Regions from separate parts of the Mus musculus genome. Here regions 2 and 3 are each linked to region 1. Evidence: chromatin loops called from intact Hi-C (ENCODE). Cell type or tissue: left cerebral cortex. All regions are shown on one strand. Region 1 has its middle 14 kb from the start of Gm45202. Region 2 holds the start of Sema4b (sema domain, immunoglobulin domain (Ig), transmembrane domain (TM) and short cytoplasmic domain, (semaphorin) 4B). Region 3 holds the start of Man2a2 (mannosidase 2, alpha 2).

Region 1 (8,000 bases):
CTCTGCCTCCCGAGTGCTGGGATTAAAGGTTTGTGCCACCATGCCCAGCTTCTTTTTTCTTTTGGAACAGGTTCTCAGTGTGTAGACTAGCCTTGAACTCAGAGATCTTTCTGCCTCAGGCTCTCTCACATGCTACTACTTAAAAGATGTATACCAGCACACTTTGCTAAAATACTCTCCTCAAACAGAAGATTGTACCAGGCAGTGGTGGTACACACCTTTAATCGAAGCACTTTGGAGGCAGAGGCAGGCAGATTTCTGAGTTCGAGGCCAGCCTGGACTCCAGGACAGCCAGGGCAATACAGAGAACACCCCTCCCAGATGGCAGTGTAGGACTGGGAATGTAGCCCAGGGAGGAGAGTGGTTGTCTAGCATGTGCAGTGTGCTGGATTCCATCTCCAGTATTCTGAAAACTGGGTGTGGTCACCCTCGATTGGAGTCCCAGCAGTTGGGAGGTGGAGGCAGAAGGATCAAAAGTTCAATACCATCCTTCCCAACTCAGGGAGTTTGAGGATAGCCTGGAGTACACGAAATTCCTGTCTCAAAATAAAACAATAGCTGTGTGTGTGCACGATGCACGCCTTTAATCCCCGCACTCAGGAGGCAGAAGCAAGGGTGAACCTCTGTACGTCTGAGGCCAACCTGGTGTCCATAGAAAGCTCCAGACAAGCTAAGGCTATACAGTGAGGCCTTGTCTCAATAATTAAAACAATAATCTGGGACAGAGGCAGGCGGATCTCTGAGTTTGAGGCCAGCCTGGTCTACAGAGTGAGTTCCAGGACAGCCAGGGCTAGACAGAGAAACCCTGTCTCGAAAAACCAAAAAAAAAAAAAAAAAAAAAAAAAAAAACTGGGCCAGTGAAGTGATGAGCACCTTTAATCCCAGCACTTGGGAGGCAGAAGCAGGCGGATCTCTGATCTTCCTCTTGCCTCACCCTCTGGAATGCTGGGAAGGCAGACCCATGCCACCCCATACCCCTCTTTCACCCTTTCAAATGTCCTAGTAGACAATTTAACATCACAGTGAGTCTTGCGCGTTGTGTTTTGTGGGCCGCAGCATCGGGACAATGTCTGGCCTGTCTCAAGCAGGTATACCTGTCAGCTCTTGCCAGCATTCCTGCCTGGCCTGGTGAGCGCTCCTCAGGTGGCGGGTTTCACTGGAAACACTCCTGCCCTCCCTTTTCTTGCCTCTGCTTTGGAGAGGGATCCCTGCAAGGCATCTGTTTCCCTTCCAGGCTTGGCGTGTGTTCTTGTCCTCTGGTTCTTCTTTTTAACTTCCTCCCCGAAACCGCTCCAGATGCACCCTGCCTCAAAAGCTTAGCATTTCTAAAAAAGGTGGGATTTTCCTGCTGTCTCTTCTCCCATTTCTCACCACACCCCACTCGGCTCTGTCTGGCTCCAGGACTCTGCGCCTCAAGCATCTTTCTGATCAGACTGAATCCTTTCTTATCTGAACTTACTGGTCACTTTACCTAAGTCTCTCTGTTTCCTCCTTCAGCCCCGCCCTTCTGAGGTCTGGCCCACTATAGAGAGATGGGACTGCGTTCCAGGGGCTGCCTTATGCACTTTTTCCCCAGCCGGCCCCCCGCCCCGGCCCCCACCCCTGAGGCCGTGGGTCTCCTCTCAGCCTGGCAGCTGGTAGAGAGACGATCTGCATCTCAGCTGTGGCTGCCCACTCATCTGTTTCTCAGGAGACCCACATAGACACCAGATGGCAAGTCTGCAATGTGCTTAGCGGGGTGAGAACAGGTTTTGTTTGGGAAAATATCTCGATCAGCCAGTTGGGCCGAGAAGGGGAAGTGCCAAGGACGCGGTTGAAGAGAGCTGGTTACACACAGGAGGAACTGAGTAGCTGCGTGAAGGACAGCTTGCAAGACAGTGGTGAGAGATCTCAACAACAGGAAAGTCAGAACGGGGGAGATGCAAAACAAGAGAACCCAGCCCAGAGGGTGCCACGATTGGTTTTTACATATATTTATCTATTTTACATGTATGTATGTGTGTGTCCATAGTCTTCTTGTGGAGTGTGGAGGTCAGAGGACAACTTTAGGGAGTCAGTTCTGTCCTACAGAGTGGGTTCTGAGGATGGAACTCAGATTACTGGCTTTGGCAGGAAGTACCATATCACTAACTCACCTCACTGGCCTGGCCCCCCCCCCCCCATCCCCCTCTGTGACTTTTGTTAGTGGGTTGAGTAGGATCTTGCTATGTAGCCAAGACTAGTCTCAAAGTTTCAAACTTTAAGCTTGCAGTCCTCTTGCCACAACTTAAGTTGTTCTCCTGCCCCCAACCACCCCTTCCAGACTGGCTCTCAATTTGTAATCTTGACTATCCTCAAACTTAACTATGTAGCCCTGCCTGGTCTTGAACTCATAGAAGTCCATCTGCCTCACTTTCCCATGTGCTGAGATTAAAGGCATATATTACCATTCCTAGCCTTTTAAATTTATTATATATACTGTAGCTGTCTTCAGACACACCAGAAGAGGGTATCAGATCTCATTACAGATGGTTGTGAGCCACCATGTGGTTTCTGGGAATTGAACTCAGGACCTCTGGAAAAACAATCAGTGCTCTTAACCACGGAAGCATCTCTCCAGCCCGCCACCTGCCATGTATGTGTGTGTATGTGTGTTGCTTTTAACCATTGAGCCATCTCTCTAGCTCCAATTAGCTATGAGTTTTGGATGACTATTTTTGTTGTTGTTTTAACTGTGCAAATATACATAGCAGGCAGGTATCGTGGCAATTACCTTTAATTCCTGAACTCCAGAGTAAAAGACAAGTGGATTAGACAGGTGGACAGCCTATTATAAGTTCAAGGCCAGCCTGAACTACATGGTGAATACCAGGATACCAGGTCATCCAGAGCTGCTACAAAGTGAGACCCTATCTCAAAAACAAACAAACAAACAAACAAACAACCCAGACCCAACAAACAAACAAACAAGCAAACGAGCATTGTTACATACCACACGCCTTTAATCTCAGCACTCCTGAGCCAGAGGCAGGTAGATCTGAGTTCAAGCCCAGCCTGGTCTACAGAGTGAGCTCCAGGACAGCTAGGGCTACACAGAGAAAGAAACTGTCTCGAAAAACCAAATAAATAGGGAATTTGAGTCCCAGCACCCACATGGTGGCTCACAACCACCTGTAACTCTGGTTCCAGCAAATCTGATGCCCTGTTCTGATGTCCCAGGGCACCAAGCACTCATGTGGTACACACACATGCATGGGGATGAAATACTCATACACAAAATAAATAAAACCTCTTTTAAAAAGGAACAACCAAATAAATAAAATAAAATACATATAACATATACTTTACTATTGAAACATTAAATTTTTTTAAATTATCATACAAAGTAATTATGACATTTTCACACATACATACACACACATCCATGCATGCACACATACACAGACACACATCCATTCTGGTTCTTTGCTCTCATTCTTCTCCCTCCTCCAATTTGTCCTCTTCCTCCACACGAACTGTTGCCTTTCTGCTTCCGTGTCCTGTGCACACACAGAATTAAATCTAGGTTTCACATGTGAGAGAAAACGTCCATATTTGTTTCTCGATGTTCGTTATTATCTCTTGCCCCGCCCCGCTTTAGGTCCTGCCTCCCCTCATATATCACCTCTTCTACTGTCATTATATATGTATTCTGCACAGGAGAGAAAACAAGATGTCAGTTTAGGTGTGTTTGTGTGTGTGTTGGGGGCGGGGGAGGGTCAGCTTCCTTACACATCTCAAGTTGGCCTTAAACTCAACTTAAAGGCGAAGCTGACCTTGAACTTCTGAGCCTCCTTCTGGTTCCCAAGTGCTAGGATTGCAGGCTAGAACCATATCTGCTTGGAAGTCTGTTTGTTTGCTTGCTTGTTTTCCTTGTTGTTAACAGTGATCTTTAGTTCCATCCGTTTCCCTGCAGATGACATAATTTCATTCTTCAACGCTGAATGAAAAGCGTGATGACCCCACACTGGGGTTGGTTTGCTTCTGTTGCTTAAGTTTTCAGCCAAAGCTGTGCCTCACCTAAAGAGAGGAAATAACTGAGTTTAGGATGAGCTGGGAGCCAGGGTCGGCCTGGGGAACCTGCAGGTGCTGGGAGGTCAGCTCGGATCCAGTGGCAGGACTCCGGATCACCTCTGCTCATGGGAGAGACTCTTGTTGGATCTTAAAACCCAGCGGGCAGCCACACTACCTGGGCCTTTGTCATAGCGTTTTGTTCTACCAGGCAGAGGAAGGTGAGGCCACCGAGGGGTAGGACTTGGTAGGCTGGGATTTTTGCAAGAACTGATGTGGGGCAGCTCTGGCCTGGGAAGATGAAGGAGCCCGCCCCTCCCTGGGTAGACACTGCCACCTTCTGGCTCTCGGCCCTCAACACTGGTTTTTCTACCGTCCTAAATGCAAAAAATGTAATGAAAATGTAATGAGCTCTCTCACGAGCTCTTGCTCTCTCTCTCTCTCTCTCTCTCTCTCTCTCTCTCTCTCTCTCTCTCTCCCCCCCCCCTCTTCTTTCTTCAAAACAGGATTTCTCTAAGTATTCCTGGCTGCCCTGGGACTCACTCCATAGACAAAACTGGCCTCAAATTCAGAGAACTACTGCATCTGGCTCCCTTACTTTCTGATAACTATTGTCCTGGAAAGTTTTGGCGTTTTTTTTTTTTTTTTTTCTCCCCAAGATTTATTTTCAGTGTGTGTGTGTGTGTGCGCGAGTGCATGCACATGCATGTTGTGTCTATACACTTAAGTGTAGTTGGCCTCATAGGTCAGAAGAGGACATTTGCTCCATAGGAGCTGGGGTTACACTGGCTTGGCTTGGCTTGGCATGGGTGCTGGGAACCAGGCTTTTCTCCTTTGGAAGAGCAGAGGTGCTCTTAACTGCTAGGCCCCTGGTGTTTTTGTCTGTGTGCTGCTTTTTGGTTTGGTTTGGTTTGGTTTTGAGTCAGGGTCTCACCAAGGAACTCAGGTTGGGCTGGAACTTGGCCTTGAATTCACAGAGATCTGCCTGCTTCCTCCTCCTGAGTCCTGGGATTAAAGGTGTGTGCTACCGTGTCCGGCTTATTGATCTCCATTTTTATTTTTTTGTTTGTTACAGACAGAATCTCACTCTCACCAGGAACTCACTATGTAACTGGGACTGGCCAGGAAGTCATGGCAATCCTCCTGTTTGTGTCTCTCAAGTGCAGGCATTAGAGGCATGTTGTTGTACCCTTTAAACACACACAAACTTCTTGTCCACTACAGCTCAATACAGCTGAAAATCAAAACACTCCGATCATTTGACAGTTCCTCACTGGTAGCTTTCCACAACTGTCACTGTTGCTGAGATCCACATAGCTTGGTTTACTTTCCCCTTGCCTGTGTCGGGGCCCCTTGTGGCCCCACTGTGATAGTTACAGGGTGAAGGCCCCTGGAGGCCACAACACAATTGCTGGCTGCCCCATCACCCTTGAGGATTTGTGCTGGGAATTTCCAGCCCACCCTCCTGCTGTTCCTGTTTTTAGGAGGTCCATGGGTTAGCTGTCACTCAGTCTTTGGGTGCTCTCTTTCTCTTCTATAGTTCATTTGCTCCCCCACCCTACCCCCCGGTTTTCCAAGACAGGGTTTCTCTGTGTAGCCCTGCCTGTCTGGGAACTCACTCTGTAGACCAGGCTGGCCTCGAACTCACAGAAATCAGCCTCTGTCTCTGGGTGCTGGAATCCCTGTGCTTCCACCACTGCCTGGCTGACCTCACCATCGTCCTCCAGCAGTGGGCAGACCTTTGCTGCAGCTTAGTCCCCTAACAATCTCTCTGGCCTGGCCTCCTGCTTTGTTTTGCTTCCTTTAACGCTGACCTGATAGCACCTTGGCCACCATCCTCCAGCAGGCACCAGGGGGACACCCAGCTTCCCTTCCTAGTCCCTAGAGTCAAACTGAGCTACATGCTGTCTTGTGTACAAACAGCGAGCCCCAGCTGGGAACCAAGGGGAACATAAATGAGATGTGCTGTGATTTCTATCAAAGTGTTAAATGAGGCAAAGAACACTCCAGGTTAAAAGGTTAAACAGAGGTTTCAGCATCAGCAGCAGTCAATCAAGAGTGAGCTGATTGGACTGGTCATCGCTGAGGCTGTAATTAGGGACACATAGAGATCTTTTCTTTTCTTTTTTTTTTTTTTTTTTTGGTTTTCAAGACAGGGTTTCTCTGTATAGCCCTGGCTGTCCTGGAACTCACTTTGTAGACCAGGCTGGCCTCGAACTCAGAAATCCGCCTGCCTCTGCCTCCCGAGTGCTGGGATTAAAGGTGTGCGCCACCATTAGAGTGTGCACTTCTACTGGGGGACACACTCTCCTGATGACCAGGCGGAAAGGCCTAATCTGGTAAGATTTTCCCCAGCAGTGAGTGCTACTGTGATATATGGTCCAGCTACAGGGTACCCATCTGGAGGACATAAGAAATTGACTATAACTCAGTCAGAGGTTGCAAGGGATACAGAGAGAATCTGTTTATCATCTCCAGTCTTCAAGCTGTCCCCTCGGGCGTCTGAGTGTATGGGTTTGGCACCATATTGCCACATTTGTCTTGAGTCTGGGTTTGTTTTTCTCCATCCCTCTGAGTGCCTCCTGCCTGACCATTTATTCTTTCCACCAGGGACCTGTCTGCTATAAGAGTTTGTCCAAATTCTTCAGGTTGTGAGCTCTTGGCTTAAAGGGACAGGACTATAACCTAACACAGAAATTGGCAGAGACACCATCTGGCAAAGATGCCTTCTGACAGTTAACATTTGTCAAAGATCAAAGTATGTGATCCAGGTTTCATGTTTTCTCAAGTTTGACACTTTGCCTGTCAACCACTCAGCTTTTTAGTTATCCATAAGAACATGACGCAAGTTCAGAGTGAGGAAAAGGTCCCCTTTGTGTCAGAGATAAAAACCCAGCAGGATTCCTGCTAGGTGTACTTGCTTGGTTGATTTTGAGCCACACATTCTTCTGCAGAAATAAAATTTTTTGTTTTGGACTGTGTAGTCCTTTTGCTGGCATCCCAAACCTATTTCTAAAAGGGTGGTGTCTTCTTTCTGTAATCCCAGCACTCTGAGTGATGGGGCAAGAGGATTGGAGCTAGTTCAAGGCCAGCCTGGGCTACAAAGTGAGCTCCTGTCTCAGGAAACCTAACCCAATCCAACCCCAACAACCAATCAACCAGCCAGCTAACAAGAAAAAAACCAAGAAAGAATGAGCCTTTGTAGGCTTAGATTTTTCAAAACCTACTTTAATAAGGGTTCTTAAATGCTTTAATCTCCCTTCTAGCCCACCACCCACCAGAGGTAGTAGAAAGGAAAGGTTAATAGGGTAAAGGAAGATGTGGACCTGTTTAGAAACAGTTTTTTCAAGCAATTCCAATCTTCTTTGTCAGAATATCAGTAGCATAGTTCACACGAATCAGTATCGGTAGCTTGATCTACTTACAACCACCACTTGCCAGTTAGCAATGGAGTTTGATCCAGAAGAAACCTCAAGGCTCTGCCAATTAGCCAGAGTTGGCAGAAATGGCAAAAAGCCACCAGAATATCACAAGAAGTTCTTTGGTGCATTTCTTTCTACGAAGTCAGTGAAGAAGTCAAGTCAAACCAGTGCTACCAATGCCACAGTGTCACCCGTGAAGACCAGCATTGGGACAGCCCAACAAAGGCCAGCAAAGAGTGGCAAGGCGAACCAATACCACAGCATCATCCACTGTCTGTTGGGTTATACTGATATTCTTTCCAAACATCGTGTGTCCTCTCAAGCATCCACTCTAGCAACACATCACATGTCCTTTTCCCAGGCAGCTTCCAGAAAAATAAGATGCATCTGTTCTCAGCAAAACATCCTCCCATGTGTCTGCTTGCAAAAACATCCTCTCACATGTCTGCTTCAGCAAAACATCCTCTTACAAGACAGTTTCCATAAAAACATCACTGACACAACTGAGTCTCCAAAGAAACTAGAAATTTTCACTTCAATCCTTGGCAT
Region 2 (8,000 bases), 56 kb before region 1:
ACAAGCCCCCAGGGATGAGACAGGAAACTGTCTCAGGTCAGACTCAAAGGGCGAGCCAGTTCAGTCACCAGGGCATTCCCCATGTGGGACTCCAGCCACAGGACCTTCCTGTAGTTGGGAGGAAAGGAAGCAGAAGCAGGTCTCAAGGGTGCTGTGGAGGCCCTGGAAGGTAAAGCTCTGTGGTGGCGGGGAGCTCAGTCAGGTGTGGATGCACACCCAGTGGTGAGGTGGCTGGGCATGGCTACAACGCTGCAGAGCTTAGGGAGGACTGAAAAAGCATCCCCCCCCCATCCCCCCCCCCAGGCAGAACCTAGAATCCGTCCCGCAAACACAATAAAATTGTGTTCCTGGCCTGCCAGCCCTTTCAACCCCTCAGCTAAATACCTCTGTACAGTGCACAAGTCACACACTGCCCACCTGTGGCAGCCTTGAATGATCAGGGAATTGTGGGAGGTGGCCAGGTCCTGGAACTATACAGCTAACCCAAGACAGATGCTCTCCCAGGAAGAAGGGCCTCTCTACGCCCCTATCAAGTCTTCACATCACTCCCTAAGGCAAAAGACCTACTGTGTTTGGTGTAGCCCCAAAAGCTAGTCCTGCCTTCCCCAGGCGTAAGCGGGATCCACAGGGGCACGTGTCTCTATCTCACAGCCCCTTCCTTACGGCTGGGACAGCAGCTCTCAACATGCGGGCCTCAGCCCATTAGCAAATTTACAACTATGAAGCAGTAACAAAAGTAATTTATGGTTGGGGGTCATCACAACCTGAGGGACTGCATTAAAGGGTTGCAGCCTCGGGAGGGCTGAGAGCTCTAGGGAAACACAGGATGACAGAAGCAGCAAGGGGTATGTATGGCTCAGAGCCTAACACACCTAACACAGGACAGGTTCCATACCTAGCTCATACCTCCACCCTGGGTCAACAAGGTGAGGGGGTCATGGGGAGGTGGCGCATCAGGGAAAGGGATTTTTGACACCAAACCTGAGGACCTGAGCTTAGGTCCTGAGATCCACACGGCTGAGGGAGGATTTCACCAGCTGCCCTCTGACCTCACTGACCTCCACATGTACGTCATGTTTTCGTGTGCCCTTACACCCACACACAAGCTAAGTAAGTGTTTTAAAGTGGCAGAGCATCAGTCCTGGGTTCCGATTTCAGTCATTTCTCACTTCAAGAACAGAACTCCCAAGGAGCAGCAGTGAACTCTAGAACCATCCCCACCCACAGCGAACCACCCAGTTCCATGCAGGAGTGGTCCGAGTTTAACATAACAAGAATGACAGCAAACACCCGCTGAGAGGTTTCTGTACCAAGCCCTATCCTAAGGACTTTGCAACTGGTAATGAGCTGCGCCTTGAGCAAGGCGCTAATATCCCATTTTACAGATGAAGAAATCAAGGCACAGAGAAGTTGTTTACTTAAGGTCATGTGGGAACTAAGTGGCTGAGACAGGATTTGAACTTGAGCTACCAACAATGTTTTGGATAAGGGACTGAGATCCTGTTAGGGGCCTTAACTGAAGAGCTGATTCTATCCTTTTGCAAATGGGATGCTTTTAGGGGTGGGGATGCAAATATGGAGTAGGAAGTCTGGTAGAGTTTTAGTCTGTAACCTCTAATTTATGCACTAACTCACAGTGACAGTTTGCAATTTAGAGGGGTTTGGCCAAACATTGTCTGTTGGCACCTATGTGCCTGATGCCCTCCGAATGCACCAAGTTTTATGAATTTCCCAAGATGACTTTGCAAGGTATCTAAGCCTGAGGCGACTTTGCAGGGGAGGAAGCTGGAGTGCGGGCAGTAGGAAGTACTTACTGGGCTAAGTCCCTAGAATTCCAAACGTTGAGGTTCCCTGGAAAAGGTTCAGGGGCGATCAGACTAAGGGAAGTAAAGAATGAGTGGAGGATTGGAAACACAGGCAGCCAGGGGCAGCTGTAAACCACCAAAAAAGGAATGTGGCCCACCAGGGTGATACCCTCAGGCCCCTCTAGACAGGGTACAGATGGGTCTTCGCAATGTCAGTTTCCAAGTCCCTGTGTTTGGAGTAGGGGGTGAATTCTCCAGGTCGATCAGTCAGAGATGGGCCGGCAGGGAGGAAAGACCTGGCACCCACCCGCCAAACTCCAGGCTCTGCTGTGGCTGACTGAGAATATCATAAGCCCAGAGTTTATAGCACGGCCAGCAGCAGTGCCCTCAGCCCCGTGCCGTTGGTGGCTCCAAGGCTGACTCTGGTCAGCATCAAAGACAAGTAAATGAGTAGGCAGGATGGCTGGCACCTGAGGCCCCTAGTGCCGAGTGTGCTCCCTCCGAGCAAGAGCAGCTGCAACCGAGCAAGAAAGCGGCCCTCTCCAAGTCCAGATAGAAAATGGAAGAAAAGGGCTCTCAGCTCCCTAGCTTTCCCTCCTCTTTCGCTTTGACCACAACTGCTTTCCTGGTCCTAGTGGACCTCAACCTCTCCTTTGTCGTGGCCACCCCACCAAGCATCTCGTTGCCCGCGCTCCCCTCCTTCTGCCGCGCCCCATAGCACTTACCCAGCGGCACACTGATCCGGGGGCCGAGCGCCCGCGTAGTCGTCGTCCGCAGCAGCAGCAGTAGCAGCAGCAGCAGCAGCGCGCGCCGCAGGACAGCGGAGCGGCTCGCCCGGCCCATCGCGGCGCGTGGAGCTCGGACCGCAGCAGGCAGCGGCGTCCTCCTCCGGCTCAGGTTGCTCAAGTGGAATCGCAGGCTGGAGCCCCGCCCCGCGGTTCGGCCCGGAGTCCTTCCCTCGGCCTCCGCCTCTGGACCTGGGGGTGGGCGGCAGGGAAGGTGGTCACGTGGGCCGCCGCACCGTAGGCTCCCTCTGCCCAGTGCTGCGGGTGAAAGCCCCGCGCTCTCGCCGCAGGGAGGAGGGCGCGGAGCAGGAAGTCGACGGGTAGGCGGGCCTCCTAGCTGGTCCTTGCCCAGCTCTTTCCCCTTCCTCCTTCCTGGGCGCTGAAGTACGAGGGGCGCTGGATCGAGTCACCCGACTTGGGGCACTGGGGGGGAGGGGGAGCGGAGCAGAGCCTGGGGACCTGAAGCCCGGAGACCGAGGAGCTCGCAAAGCCGCACGGACCCGCCCTCCTTCCGGCTCCCGGGAACCCTGCCCCACATGCCCCCTACCTACCCCCACCCCCGCTCTGGGAGCTGTGCAGACTCTGAGACGGAGACTGGTAGCTTTCCAGTCTTACTTCCGCGAGAGGTCTATGCATGGTCTAGAATCTAGATACTCTGCTCGGTTGTCCATGCTTAGAATTCTGTCCACGCGAAGCCCGGGGCCGGCGCAGAATCAGTTCAAGTGGGATAATTAGGATTTCACGGACTGCACTGCCAAAGAGGCTAGACCTTCCCCCCCACAACCAGCACGTGGCTGAGCATAGGAAAGGATTCCCTAAGGCTGGAATGAGACGCCAGAGGTATCCACCCGCAGGTACCCCAATCTGAAGTCAATTTGGTGGAGCCACAGCAAAGGAATAGAGGGAAATAAAGAGGGGGAGATCAACAAAGACATCAAGGTTTTGGAAACCCGTTTCAGCTTTTCCTAGGTGAATGGATAAAATTAAAAACTTAAAAATATGTGTTCATTGTTCTTGTGGCAATGAAACCACTTCCCCCAGACTTTTCTGCAGTTGTCGAAGCTACACTGCACTCGCTGCTGCCCATGTGTGCCCATGTGGGCAGTTCCAGAGCCACATCTTTCTACTCTCCTCCCCACCCCCACAGGCAGGTGGCAGTCAGAGCAGACAAGCTCTTGGATGGTCTCAGGTCTTCTTTCTTACATCCAGACTTCCCCATGCTCCACAACTCCTGTACTGTCACCACCCTGACATCCTTCTACAGTCTCGTGTCTTTTCTCATATGCCACATGTCCAATTGCACTGGTTAACCCATCATCTGAAATGTACTGTTTCTGCTCTAACTGCTGCTTCCTTTCCTCCTGTTAATCTCTTCTCAAACACAGTAGACAGAGTCTACTCCACAAGCTGTGACCTCTGACCTGTGTGTTTGTGTGTGTAACATAAAATATATATGCAGGCAAAACACCAATGCACATGAAATAAATAGCACTTTAAATACTGTTTCAAGGTCAGGCCTGTAGCCCAGGCCTTTAATCCCATCAACCTGGGAGTCAGAAGCAGGAAGATCTCTTGAGTTTTACAGAGCCAGTTCCAGGACAGCAAGGCTACACAGAGATATCCTGTCTAAAAAAAAAAATTTTTTTTTACATGTATCTGTCAGTGTGAGGGTTTGAGACTCCCTGGAACTGGAGTTCCTGACTCCAGTTATGAAGATGCTGGGAGGGCTGGTGAGATGGCTCAGTGGGTAAGAGCACCCGACTGCTCTTCTGAAGGTCCTGAGTTCAAATCCCAGCAACCACATGGTGGCTCACAACCATCCATAACGAGATCTGACTCCCTCTTCTGGAGTGTCTGAAGACAGCTACAGTGTACTTACATATAATAAATAAATAAATAAATAAATAAATAAATAAAAGAAGATGCTGGGAATTGAACCCGGGGCCTCCAGAAGAGCAGCCAGCGCTCTTATTGCTGAGCCATCACTCCAGCCTCAGATTCATTTATCTTATCTGTCTGGCTGTCTTTATTTATGATACCAGGTTTCTCCGTGTAGTCTTGACTGTCCTGGAACTCCTGTAGACCAGGCTAGCCTTGAACTCACAAAAATCCTCCTTCCTCTGACCCCCACCCCCACCCCCCAAGTACTGGGACTAAAAGCATGTACCACCACTGCCCGGCTGAAAATAAATTTCTAAAGTCAGCTGGAAATGGTGGTATTTAATTCTAGCACTTGGCAGGTGAAGGGCGGGTAGGATCAGGAATCCAAGGCAGCCTCAGGTACATAACAAGCTTGAGGCCAATCGAGGCTATGTGAAACTCTGTCTCAGACAACAACAAACCGAAAACAGAACTTAAATAAATACATACATAAATAAAATGAAAGTCTAGGTGCAGCTTTCCCCTGCTCAACCTCCCAAGCCTCTGGAATGGTGCCTGTACACATGGCAGGCGTCTTCAATAAGCGTTGGTTGAAGGAATGACTGGGTGACCGAGGATGACAAGGGTCAGACTACTACAGGCTCGTGTTGGCTAACAACCTAAAACAATCTTCTGATGCCAATTTCTGTCTAATGAAAAGTGCCCCAAACCTGAAATTATGCAATAACTTTTTCAACTGAACACAAGACTTCAAAATTATCTCTCTTAAATCTATTGGTTCTGGCCCAGATTTCATCCCACGGAGGTTGTTTTGAATATTGATTCTATTATCATACATTTGGCACCTCCTTTCCTGGTTTTTGAGTCATCGTAAATTTGGCTAAGTATTCCTTAGACCTTTAATCAAGTTACTGATAAAAATAATGGGTGTGCAGATTTAGCCTCCAGATCTTGGTTTCTGCACACCGCTCTTCTATAAAAGCAGAGCGCTCTCCTTAAGTACAAGGTAAAGAGCTCATTTTGTTGGGCCTGAAAGCAAAGCAAAGCCTAATGAGGCCATGCCTGAAGAGACAGTCTGATGGCCGCGTGGAGAGGAGCCAGGCGGATGGCCATTTGGTTATCAAACAGCATAAGTAATGGATTCTAATGCAGCAAATGAAAATACAACCCATTAGTCAATAGTGTGACTCAGAGAGAAAGGGAAAGAGAAGGGAAGGGAAGAGAAGGAAATGTCTTTATGTACAAACCTGCTGCTAAGTGTAGAAATAGAAGGACTAGAAAGAACACTTAGCGAAGACCACAGTTGGACATAAAGACTGGGGAAACAGTGTCTGACGGCCAGTCCCACAGATGATCACTAGCCCAAAGGCCAATGTATGCCTGCCAATGAGATCTGGTGGCTCCCATCCTAACGCAAGTGGTCAGCCATGATAGGAGTAGCATGATGGAATCTTTGCTTGCCTCCCATATGATGCCCTGAGAACTTCACATTATCAGTCCCTGCAGTGTTCCTACCAAAGGGTTTAACCCATGTCTAATAATAAGGACGAAAGCAGATACCGCCAATATGAAGAGCATTCTATGGGATAACTAGCCTGGGTCAGTCTGATCTCAGAAGTAAGTGTGTGTGTGTGTGTGTGTGTGTGTGTGTGTGTGTGTGTGTGTGTGTGTGAGAGAGAGAGAGAGAGACAGACAGACAGACAGAGACAGAGAGAGAGGAGGAGGGAAAGGAACAAGAGGAAGAAGAGGGGAAGGAAAAAGGAGGAGGAGGAGGAGGAGGAAGAGAAAAAGGCAACCATGGCAAAACACATTTGTAATCCAGAGGCCTGCAGATCCCTGCTAGCCAGCCTAACTTACTCGGCAAGTTCCAGACCAGTGAAAGACTGTCTCAAAAAAAGAAAAAAAAAAAAAAAGTGGATGGCTCGGAGGAGTTACATACAAAGTTGTTTTCTGGCCTCCATACACACATACAAATACACACACATGCCTGTGAATACATGCATAAGATCTACGTACACACACATATCCATGCATATCCATACACATGCACACACAAGCTTTGTCAAAAATCAATTTTTGCTAACTACAACATTTCCTTCATCCGCTCTGCACCCTAGTTTAGAGCAGTGCCTGATCTATGGCTTACCTGCTCAATTAGCATTTATTCAGAGCCTGAATCTGGGGATCAGTAGCTCCTAACGTGGCAGTGGCAGGAGATTGGTCTGCTCTTGTGTCTTGGCAACAAAGGGCTTGTCTGACGGCTGTGCTCATCCCTCAGGAGAGGAGGCAGGGGCTGATGCAGCCTCTCATGGTTCTTAATTATATCCTGCTCATGTGCTTTGAAAGTATATCTTATGCCAACTGGGCAGCAAGCCCCTTAGAGAGAAGAGCGCCGGGTCTTCTGTCTTCTGACCCCCTCCCCCATGCCTAGCAAGGCACCCAGTAAGAACCACACAGCACTATCTACGTAAAGGTCCCGACTTGGCCTGGGGACACACTCTCCAATTCCTGTGCATGGCAGCCTTGCTCCTGTCGGGCTCCACTGTCTTCTGTACGTGTGCTAATGTGGTTTCCTCATGTGCTCTCTCAGACTGGAAAGAACAGAAGGGTGACTGACAAAGAACTGCCTTTGAATTGACTTCCTTTAGGCAAAAGAGTGGTCCCAAGCCAACGATGTGTCTCCTGTTCCCCTCTGCCACGCTTGGATGTAGGCAAGTGTTTTTCTGCCAGATGTCAGTGTTTACAAAGAACTGGGGGGCGGAGGGGGGTAGCTTGGAAAGAGTACCAAAAAACAGAACAAGAAAAAAGTACTACTCTCTCCATGCCCAGCCTACAAGACAAAGTCATCCATAAATTGCTAAGTCAATTGCTAAGTCCGCCCTCTGTCCACCTGCACTCATAGGCCTTCTTCCTTCCTCCCATCCTGTCTGTCTGTCTGTCTATGCCTCCCCCCACAATCTACACACACACAAACACACACACACTTTTTTCACTAGTGCAGGATGAGAAATATAATGTTCATAAGAATATATTATAAAGAAGCCCAGATAAGTTTGGAAGTGGTGGCGCACACCTTTAATGCCAGCACTTGGGAGGCAGAGGCAGGTGGATTTCTGAGTTGGAGTCCAGTCTGGTCTACAGAGAGAGATCCAAGACAGCCAGAGCTACACAGAGAAACCCTGTCTGGAAAAACCAAGAGGAGAAGGAGGAGGAGGAGGTGTAGCATCAGGCACCCAGACAAACTTGCTGTGTGGTGAGAGATGTCAGAGTCCAGTGGGCACATGCCTCCTAGGCAAATATAGAAACTTTAGAGATGACAGATTCTATATCTTGATGTAGTGTTGGATTTTCAAGTGTTTGCAAATGTACTGAGCTTTTTTTTTAAGATTTATTTATTTATTTATTTATATGTGTGTACACTGTAGCTATCTTCAGACACTCCAGAAGAGGGCATCAGATTTTTGTTACAGATGGTTGTGACCCACCATGTGGTTGCTGGGATTTGAACTCAGGACCTTCGGAAGAGCAG
Region 3 (8,000 bases), 230 kb before region 1:
ACAGGAAACCCTGTCTGAGAGAGAGAGAGAGAGAGAGAGAGGGAGGGAGGGAGGGAGGGAGAGAGAGAGAGAGAGAGAGAGAGAGAGAGAGAGAGAGAGAGAGAGAGAGAGAGAGGTTAAGCCCAGCAAGACACTGTCTCAGAATTACCAAACCCCAAACAAAACACCTCTAGCAAACTATCTGAAAGAGGCATTGGAGAGCATGCATCTACTTCACAAGCTTATTCTACGGCCGTGGCTCTCAACCTTCCCACTGCTGCGACCCTTTAGTGCAGCTCCTCATGTTGTGGTGACCCCAACCATAAAATTATCTCATTGCTGCTTTATAACTGCCATTCTGCTACTCTTATGAATTATAATACAAATATCTGATATGCAGGAGATCTGATAGGCAGCCTCATAGGGGCCAGGCCCACAGGCTGACAACTGCTGCCCTACAGTTACCCATCTATAAGCAGGGCCCCAACAAAAAAGTGCCCCTTTGGGCCAGCAAAGTGGATCAGTGAGGGAAGGTGTGTTCCACGAAGCCTGGTGACCTGAGTTGGATCCCTGGGACACACACGGTGGAAGGACAGCTGTAAGCTGTTCCTCTGGCCTCTGCTGGTGCTCCACCCTGAAACACACACAGGGGTGGGTGGATTTCTATGACTTTAAGGCTCGTCTGATCTGCATAGAGAGTTTCAGGCCAGCCAAAGTCTCAAACCCCAGAAAATTTAAAAGTGGAAACCAAAGCTAGAGAGATAGCTCAGCTTTCTAAGGGCTCTAAAGGCTCTGCCACTCTTACAGAGGGCCCGCGTGGCCGCTCATTTGAGATACTTGGGACATTGAGGCTCCTGGGAACCTGGACCTGGTTGGAGGACTGATCAAGCAAACCAAACAGCAGGCGGAGTGCAGCAAGCAACTGTGGCTGGAAGCCAGGGCTTGGATATTTTGCATAGAAAAGGGAACTTCAGGCAACAGGCAAAGAGGGGGCTTTGCGGCTTGGCTTGGCAAGCATCAATCGGAAAAGCACCTGCTACCCTTTTACTGACTTATGAGGAGACGCCGGTAGGCTGGCAGCCTGGTGCTGGTGCCACGAGTCTCACCTTGTGTAGGAAGAACCCCGTGGCCTGTAAGTGGAGCACGGGTCCGACAAGGCTAAGGAACCTTCCCATCAAAAGCGTGCGTGGAAGCCAATGGCCAACAGCAGCTGGGCAGAACTAATAGTGCTCTGCAAAAACCGAAGCTACTGTCACCTGGGATGTGGCAGGCCACCCGGGACTGACACGAGAAAACTCAAGACCACAACTGATACAAGGCCAAAGACACTCAGCCAATATTTCTGGACACTAACTGGACAGCCAAGTGGCCGAGAGATTCCCAGAAGATATGGTGTAGGCACTTAAACCCAGATAGTTCCGGTGGATAGACCACCTTGAGGGTAGACTGATTTTTTTTCTGTGTCTGACACAGCTGTCTGCATATGCACAGAAAACGGAAGCTCTGTTAAGCATTTGTTTTGTTTTGTTGAGATAGTTTTGCTGCAGAGCCCTAACTGGCCTGAAACTAATTATGTAGACTAAACTGGCTTTAAACGTGCAGATAAGAGGGAACATGGTGGCCTATACTTTTAATCCCAGTGCAGAGGCAGGCAGATCTCTAAGTAGAGTACAAGGCCTGCCTAGACTATAGAGAGAGTGCTAGGCTGGTCAGGGCTATGCAGAAAGACCCTGTCTCAAGACAAAACATAAAAGCAAAACACCACCACCAGTATCTAGGAAGAGTAGACCATCCTCTGCCTAAATATGCATCTGAAAACTGTTCTTAGCTGGATCCACAAGAAGCTGGATTGCAGGGGGATAGCACTATTGAAATCAGCTATGACAGAGTACTTGCTATTGCTGTATGGTGAGGCTGGACCACAAGTGTACTATGATTCTCTCCCAGGCCAGAGGAGGCCAGCAGACTGGAGAAAGACCCACCCCTCATCCCCATTTTGTAAAAGACTACACCTTACTGCCTTTTTATATCCCCCTTTTTTAAAAAAATTAAGTTTTTATTTATTTATATGAATACACTTTAGCTGTCTTCATGCACACTAGAAAAGGGTCTTGGATTCCATTACAGATGGTTGTGAGCCACCGTGTGGTTGCTGGAAATTGAACTGGGGACCTCTGGAAGAACAGCCAGTGCTCTAACCACTGAGCCACCTGTCCAGCTCCCCCACCCCTTTTTCCTGTTTCCGTAGCATGTAGGCTCTCTTCCTTCTTGGAGGCCACTGTAGTTACAAACTGCTTGATTCCTTCTCTCTCTCTCTCTCTCTCTCTCTCTCTCTCTCTCTCTCTCTCTCTCTCTCTCTCTGTGTGTGTGTGTGGTGTGTGTGTGTTTGCAGTCACTGTGGCACATATGTAGGAGATCAGAGGAGTCTTTCCTTCCACCACGTGGACTCTGAAGATCACACTCAGGTCATCAGGCTTGGTGGCATCTTTACCCACTGAGCCACCTCACTGGCTTCTGGGTTGCTATTATTTTTATTTTGAGACAGGGTCTCACCATGCTGCCCAGGCTGGCCTGGGACTCACCAAGATCTGCCTTATCTCTGTTTCTTGACTGCTGAGGACCTGGGTTCTGGGATGTTTTTATAAGGACAGGATAATCTGCTTTCTAAGGGCTCTGCCTTCATGAGCTAATCTTAATCTTATCAAAGCCCCACCTCCCGATATGGTCAAATCTGGGGACAGAACTTCAAGATGTGAACCTGGGGTTAGGGGTAGTCTACAACAGAGAGTAATATTTGTTTTGCTACGTAGTCCAGGCTAGTGTCCGTTTGCTGGGATCCTCTAGCCTCAACTTCCCAAGAGCTGGACTTTTAGTGGGCCAGCTCAGTTTCAGGCAGTAATTTTAGCAATCTTTTTTTCTTTTGAAACAGGATTGCAAATGTGTAGTCCAAGATAGCTTCGAATTTGTGTCAATCTGAGACAGGAGGATTTATAGGTGTGTGCCACTACGATCTAGCAAGCAATCTCCCCCCCCCCCCCCCCCAAGTAGCTATGGCTGTCCCGGAACTCAAAATGTAAAACAGACTGGCCTCGAATTCAGAGATCTCCCTGCCTCTGCCTTCCAGGTGCTGGGACTAAGCACGGGCTCCTACATCCATCCAAATATTAATCTTAAAAGGAAGAAAAGTGTGGAATTTGTGGAGATGTTCATTGCAGTATGGTATCTTACGCTGTAAATTGGAAACATGGATGCTCAATAAACCTTTAACCGGATGATATGCATTTCGCCCTTAGTGTCAGGAAACCCAGAGCCACCCGGAACTCACAAAACCTAGAGGGAGGCACTATTCCTTTGACTAAGAAACATCACTATTGAGCCAGGCAGGGAGGCCACGAAGCACCGCACGGTTTTGCCCTTTCTGCTCCTGCCTAAATCTTACTCTTGGAAGACCAAGAGAAAAAACAAAAACAAAAACAAAAAAAACAAAAACACAACAAGAAACAGTGGCGCGACCTTGCTGGGGTTCCGCCACTCCCGCCCTGCCGGGTCAACGGCTGCGCACAGCCGCCCCGCAGCCATAGCGGACCCCGGCACCGACCCAGCGGGAGGCGACCGAGTCGGGTGCCAGGGGGCGCTGCGGAACCCGGCGGGGGGCGAGGCAGCGGCGGGACCCGGCACTAGGGGACGCTGCGCGCGGTCCCCCGCGCCCCTCCTCCTGCCGGGCGCACCGCTCGGCCCCGTGGAGGCGGGAGCGCGGGAGCACAGGCGCGGGGCGAGCGCAGGGAGCGCGCAGCGGCCCTGGCCCCCGCGGGAGCGCGGCTGCGGGGCCGAGCAGGGGCGGTGGGTGGCCAGGCGTCCCTCTTAGCCTGCGCAACTGCCCGCGCGCGGGCCGCGGTCCCCCGGGATGCGAGCAGTGGCGGCTCGGCCGGCCGGGTCCCGAGCGGCGCGGAGGCCGGCCGCGTACGGTAACGGGCCAGGCGGGGCGTGGGCGAGGACTCCAGCCTGCAGGCCGCGAGCGTTGCGGCCCCCGGGTGCCGGTTGAGCCCCGAGGGCCGGAGGGGGGCTGGGCGGGCCGGAGGAGGGGGGTTACATCTCGGCAGGTAATTGCCCCACGGTGACCCAGCTCCTGCTCCCTAGCTCCGCCCTCTTTGGCCCGGACCCAATCTCCAGGGACTAAAAATATTGCCCGGAGGCTCCTGAGCGGAATCAGATCGCATTAAGTAGGACGCAGGCTGAGGTGACTGAGCTTTTCAGCACCAGGGCCCGAAGAGCAGACTCCAGAGAGCGGTCCCGCCCACGCGCGTTCAGCAGCTAGCGTCCTCCCTCCTCCGGCAGGCAAGTGGGGACTCGCGGGCGGTGGCGGCAGGCACTGTGGGTCGTCTCGAGTTGCCCCGTTTCGGAGCCGCTGTGCCTGGCTTCCGCTACCCTGGGGACTTTATCAGTCTCGCCGCTAGCTTCCTAAGAGTCCCTTTAAAGCACTCTGGAAGCCAGGACTGGAAGTTTTGCACAGCAGGAATCAGTACTGATGGGGACAATCCTAGAACTGGGTTGCGTTAGAAACATGGGCATTTCTTTTTCTCTTAAAAGAAATCCATTCTGTATTCTCTGAGATAGGATCTGGGCCAGGCACTGTTTCTGCTGAGTTCCAGTCAGCCCCAGGAGGTCACAGGGGAGGCAGGGTGTGAGTGTGTGTGTGTGGGGGGGTTGTCTGTCTCTCCAGCTGGTGATTGTACCCCTAAATCAAACAAAATAAAACCTCTTGTATTTATGTATACATCTGAAGGGAGGAAACACGTGGCTTGGGAGAGCCTTCTCAGAGTCCTGAGCAAGCTGTTTGCAATCAGTGGTTGTGTAATGAAGTGTGGGTCAGAGTTGGGGCTCTGTTATCCCTGTTTGTTTGTTTGTAATGTGTTACATTTATTTATGTGCATGTACGTCACAGAAAACATGCGGCAATCAGAGGACAATTTGTGGTAGTTGGTTTTCACCTTCCACCATATGAATCAAATGAATCGCTTTGGTTGTCAGGCTTGCCTGCAAGTGCCTCTTTACCTACTGCACCCCCACACTCCACATCCTGGTTTCTATAGCTTGGGCTGAGGGGAATCAGAACTCCTCTCCTACAGGACCAGCCCCAAATATATGTGCTACTTGTGTGTTGGGAGTCATAACCAAGATTTGGTACTTGAAAGCTTACTTGCTTTTTTACCCAGAGTCAAGCAAGTAGGTTGGTTCTCCTTGGGAGTCCACAGAGCGTTTGTTAGGAACACCAACAGAAGGGTTTTGCATGCCAGAACTACAGGTGGTGTCTCTCCTGCCAGGAACGTGCCTCCTGGGTCAGTATGAAGCTGAAAAAGCAGGTGACGGTGTGTGGGGCTGCTATCTTCTGTGTGGCCGTCTTTTCTCTGTACCTTATGCTGGACCGAGTGCAGCATGATCCTGCCAGACACCAGAATGGTGGGAACTTCCCCAGGGTGAGTCACACCTTGTTCTCTTCTTCAAATGCAAGTCACCTGGGCTCAGGAGAGTCTTGTCAGCACAGGACAAGAGCACCCCCCCACCCCCATTGTCTTAGAGATTGGACCTAGAGCCTCCTCATGGGCATGCGTGCATATAACACTAACGATCTACAACTGAGTTATGTAGCTGTAGCCCAGGGACATTCCTAGGCAGATTTGTCTTTCTTGTGGAGATGGATGCCCAAGGACTGGCGCATGCTAAACACATGCTCTACCACGGAGCTATGCTCCTGGCTGTAACAGGAAGTGAAAAGCAGCAATGCTGAAGGAGGAGGGAGAGGAGGAGGAGGAGAAGGAGGAAGAGGAGGAGGAGAAGGGGGAGGAGGGGAACAAGAAATTTGCCTTGTGTAATAATAGCCTGACTTAAGTTTCTGGCAGACACTGCTGATTGACCACCGTATTGCTTTTCCATTAAGCTGAACGCAGTCCTCCTCAGCACCGTGCTTGAGACAGGAGGAACATGTAGGTCGCTGAGCACGGGCATGTGAGAGGAAATGTTTGCCTTCCGTGGTCTGAGTGATGATGCCTTTCTGTTCTTGTTTTTTTTTTTTTTTTTTTTTTTTTTTGCAGAGCCAAATCTCTGTGCTACAGAACCGGATAGAACAGCTGGAACAACTGCTGGAGGAAAACCATGACATCATAAGCCGTATCAAGGACTCTGTACTGGAACTGACAGCCAATGCGGAGGGCCCGCCAGCCCTGCTGCCCTACCATACCGCCAACGGTTCCTGGGCTGTGCTCCCGGAGCCCCGGCCCAGCTTCTTCTCCGTCTCCCCCCAGGACTGCCAGTTTGCTTTGGGGGGACGGGGTCAGAAGCCAGAACTACAGGTAAGAGTTGGAGCTGGCAGGGACCCTCTCCCACTCAGACAGGCACTGAGCTGCATTCCTCCCCGGCAGATGTTAACCGTGTCTGAGGATTTGCCGTTTGACAATGTGGAGGGTGGCGTGTGGAGGCAAGGCTTTGACATCTCCTACAGCCCAAATGACTGGGACACTGAAGACCTGCAAGTGTTTGTGGTGCCTCACTCCCACAACGATCCAGGTGAAGGGCCAGTAGGCCCGGCTGCCGCAGGGTGTGGGGCGGGCTTTCAGATGGCAGGCATGAGGAGGGTGTGACTGAAGTATGTGGCATATTGAGGGGACCTTGTGTTGGCTCCCCCAGGCTGGATCAAGACTTTTGACAAGTACTACACGGAACAGACCCAGCACATCCTCAACAGCATGGTGTCCAAGCTGCAGGAAGACCCCCGGCGGCGCTTTCTCTGGGCAGAAGTCTCCTTCTTCGCCAAGTGGTGGGACAACATCAGTGCCCAAAAGAGGGCAGCAGTTCGAAGGTCAGTGGTGGTTGGGAAGGTGTGGGAAGGTCGATCATTATCTAGGACTCAGATGGGTAGGTTGGGCTTGTCTCATTGTGTGGCTGCCAAGCTGGCAGGGAGATTGAGCTGTGGCAGGAGTGGGGAACTGAAGGTCTGTTAGTGTGCAGAGAAATCGGAATGCTTGGGGCATGAGGGAGAAGCGTGGGACCTCTGCCTCTGAGCACAGAAGGGGGTCCTGAAATAACCAACCAAGACAGGGCCTTGCGGGCTGCAGGGAAAGGAGGCTGAGTGAGCACGCTGTTCACGTGGGTGAATTGGTTGGTGGAGGCCACTGCGTGCAGTCCCTGCCATCCTCTGGCTGCCAATGGAAAGGTCCCCGTCCCATCCCAAGTGTGCTTCATCCTTAGGCTGGTGGGAAATGGGCAGCTGGAGATTGCGACAGGCGGATGGGTGATGCCCGACGAGGCCAACTCCCATTACTTTGCCTTGGTTGACCAGCTCATCGAGGGGCACCAGTGGCTGGAGAGAAACCTGGGTAAGTGCAGGCACAGGAGCTCGACTCTGCCCCAGAGCTGGTGTGGGGCAAGATGCTGTGAGGTCCAGGGGTTGGCAGGGAGTTAGTTGTTCCTTTCTAGGCTCATGCAGCCTATCTGATGGGTGAGGCAGGAGCTGGCCTCCCAGGCACCAAGTGGCCAGGGGCCCGTCCCCAAGGTAGTCAGGGCCTTTGACTTCTGTGCTGTGCCTTAGGTGCAACCCCGCGCTCGGGCTGGGCAGTGGACCCCTTTGGACACAGCTCCACCATGCCTTACCTGCTGCGCCGTGCCAACCTGACCAGCATGCTGATTCAGAGGGTGCATTATGCCATCAAGAAGCACTTTGCTGCCACTCATAGCCTGGAGTTCATGTGGAGGCAGATGTGGGGTAAGGCCAAGTAGGGGCACGCATGGGTACTGTAGCAGTGGAGTCATGTTGACCTCTGCTGGCTTCTGTGGGCACATCTCCCACAGGAGCTGTGGGCCTGGGAGCCCCATGTCCTAATTCCCAGCCTACATACTTGCGACCTCAGCGTCTCTCAGGGCTGCCTGTGGGTGGCATGAACCTGCACACCTCTGACGTCCCTGTGCCCAGCTCCTCAGGCTGTCTGCCGTGGCTGACCCTGCGGTATGTCTTCTGTAGATTCAGACTC

The links. A loop is a pair of places that touch in the nucleus more often than their neighbours do. Peaks named below come from ENCODE experiments on the same cell type or tissue, not always from the same donor. Only the 100,000 strongest peaks of a DNase experiment are listed, where the experiment ranks them.
Region 2: a loop joins it to region 1, with 2.8 times the contacts of the local background. A loop is called at or near these places in 12 of 42 quality-filtered maps.
Region 3: it touches region 1 in a loop (8-fold over the local background); 21 of 42 quality-filtered maps call a loop at or near these places.

The regions. Positions count from the first base shown.
Region 1 is chr7:80,137,334-80,145,333 of GRCm38, reverse strand. No RefSeq gene overlaps it. Among named protein-coding and RNA genes, the nearest start is that of Gm45202, 14 kb to the left of the region's middle. In left cerebral cortex, a CTCF peak has its summit at 4,360 (motif pointing left); DNase peaks (open chromatin) are centred at 1,307, 1,750 and 4,342; H3K27ac peaks cover 718 bases.
Region 2 is chr7:80,193,301-80,201,300 of GRCm38, reverse strand. Sema4b (sema domain, immunoglobulin domain (Ig), transmembrane domain (TM) and short cytoplasmic domain, (semaphorin) 4B) reads right to left here and starts at 2,713. Exons shown (of 14, transcript NM_001360135.2): 1 at 2,531-2,713. The coding sequence starts at 2,648. In left cerebral cortex, CTCF peaks have their summits at 3,659 and 7,870 (motif pointing right); DNase peaks (open chromatin) are centred at 2,293, 2,853, 3,194, 3,732 and 3 more places; H3K4me3 peaks cover 2,458 bases; H3K27ac peaks cover 2,603 bases.
Region 3 is chr7:80,367,046-80,375,045 of GRCm38, reverse strand. Man2a2 (mannosidase 2, alpha 2) reads left to right here and starts at 3,671. Exons shown (of 24, transcript NM_172903.4): 1 at 3,671-3,944; 2 at 4,117-4,314; 3 at 5,301-5,453; 4 at 6,069-6,326; 5 at 6,396-6,540; 6 at 6,661-6,832; 7 at 7,222-7,349; 8 at 7,562-7,735; 9 at 7,991-8,000. The coding sequence starts at 5,322. In left cerebral cortex, a CTCF peak has its summit at 3,607; DNase peaks (open chromatin) are centred at 5,099, 5,353, 5,700, 6,174 and 3 more places; H3K4me3 peaks cover 2,397 bases; H3K27ac peaks cover 1,641 bases.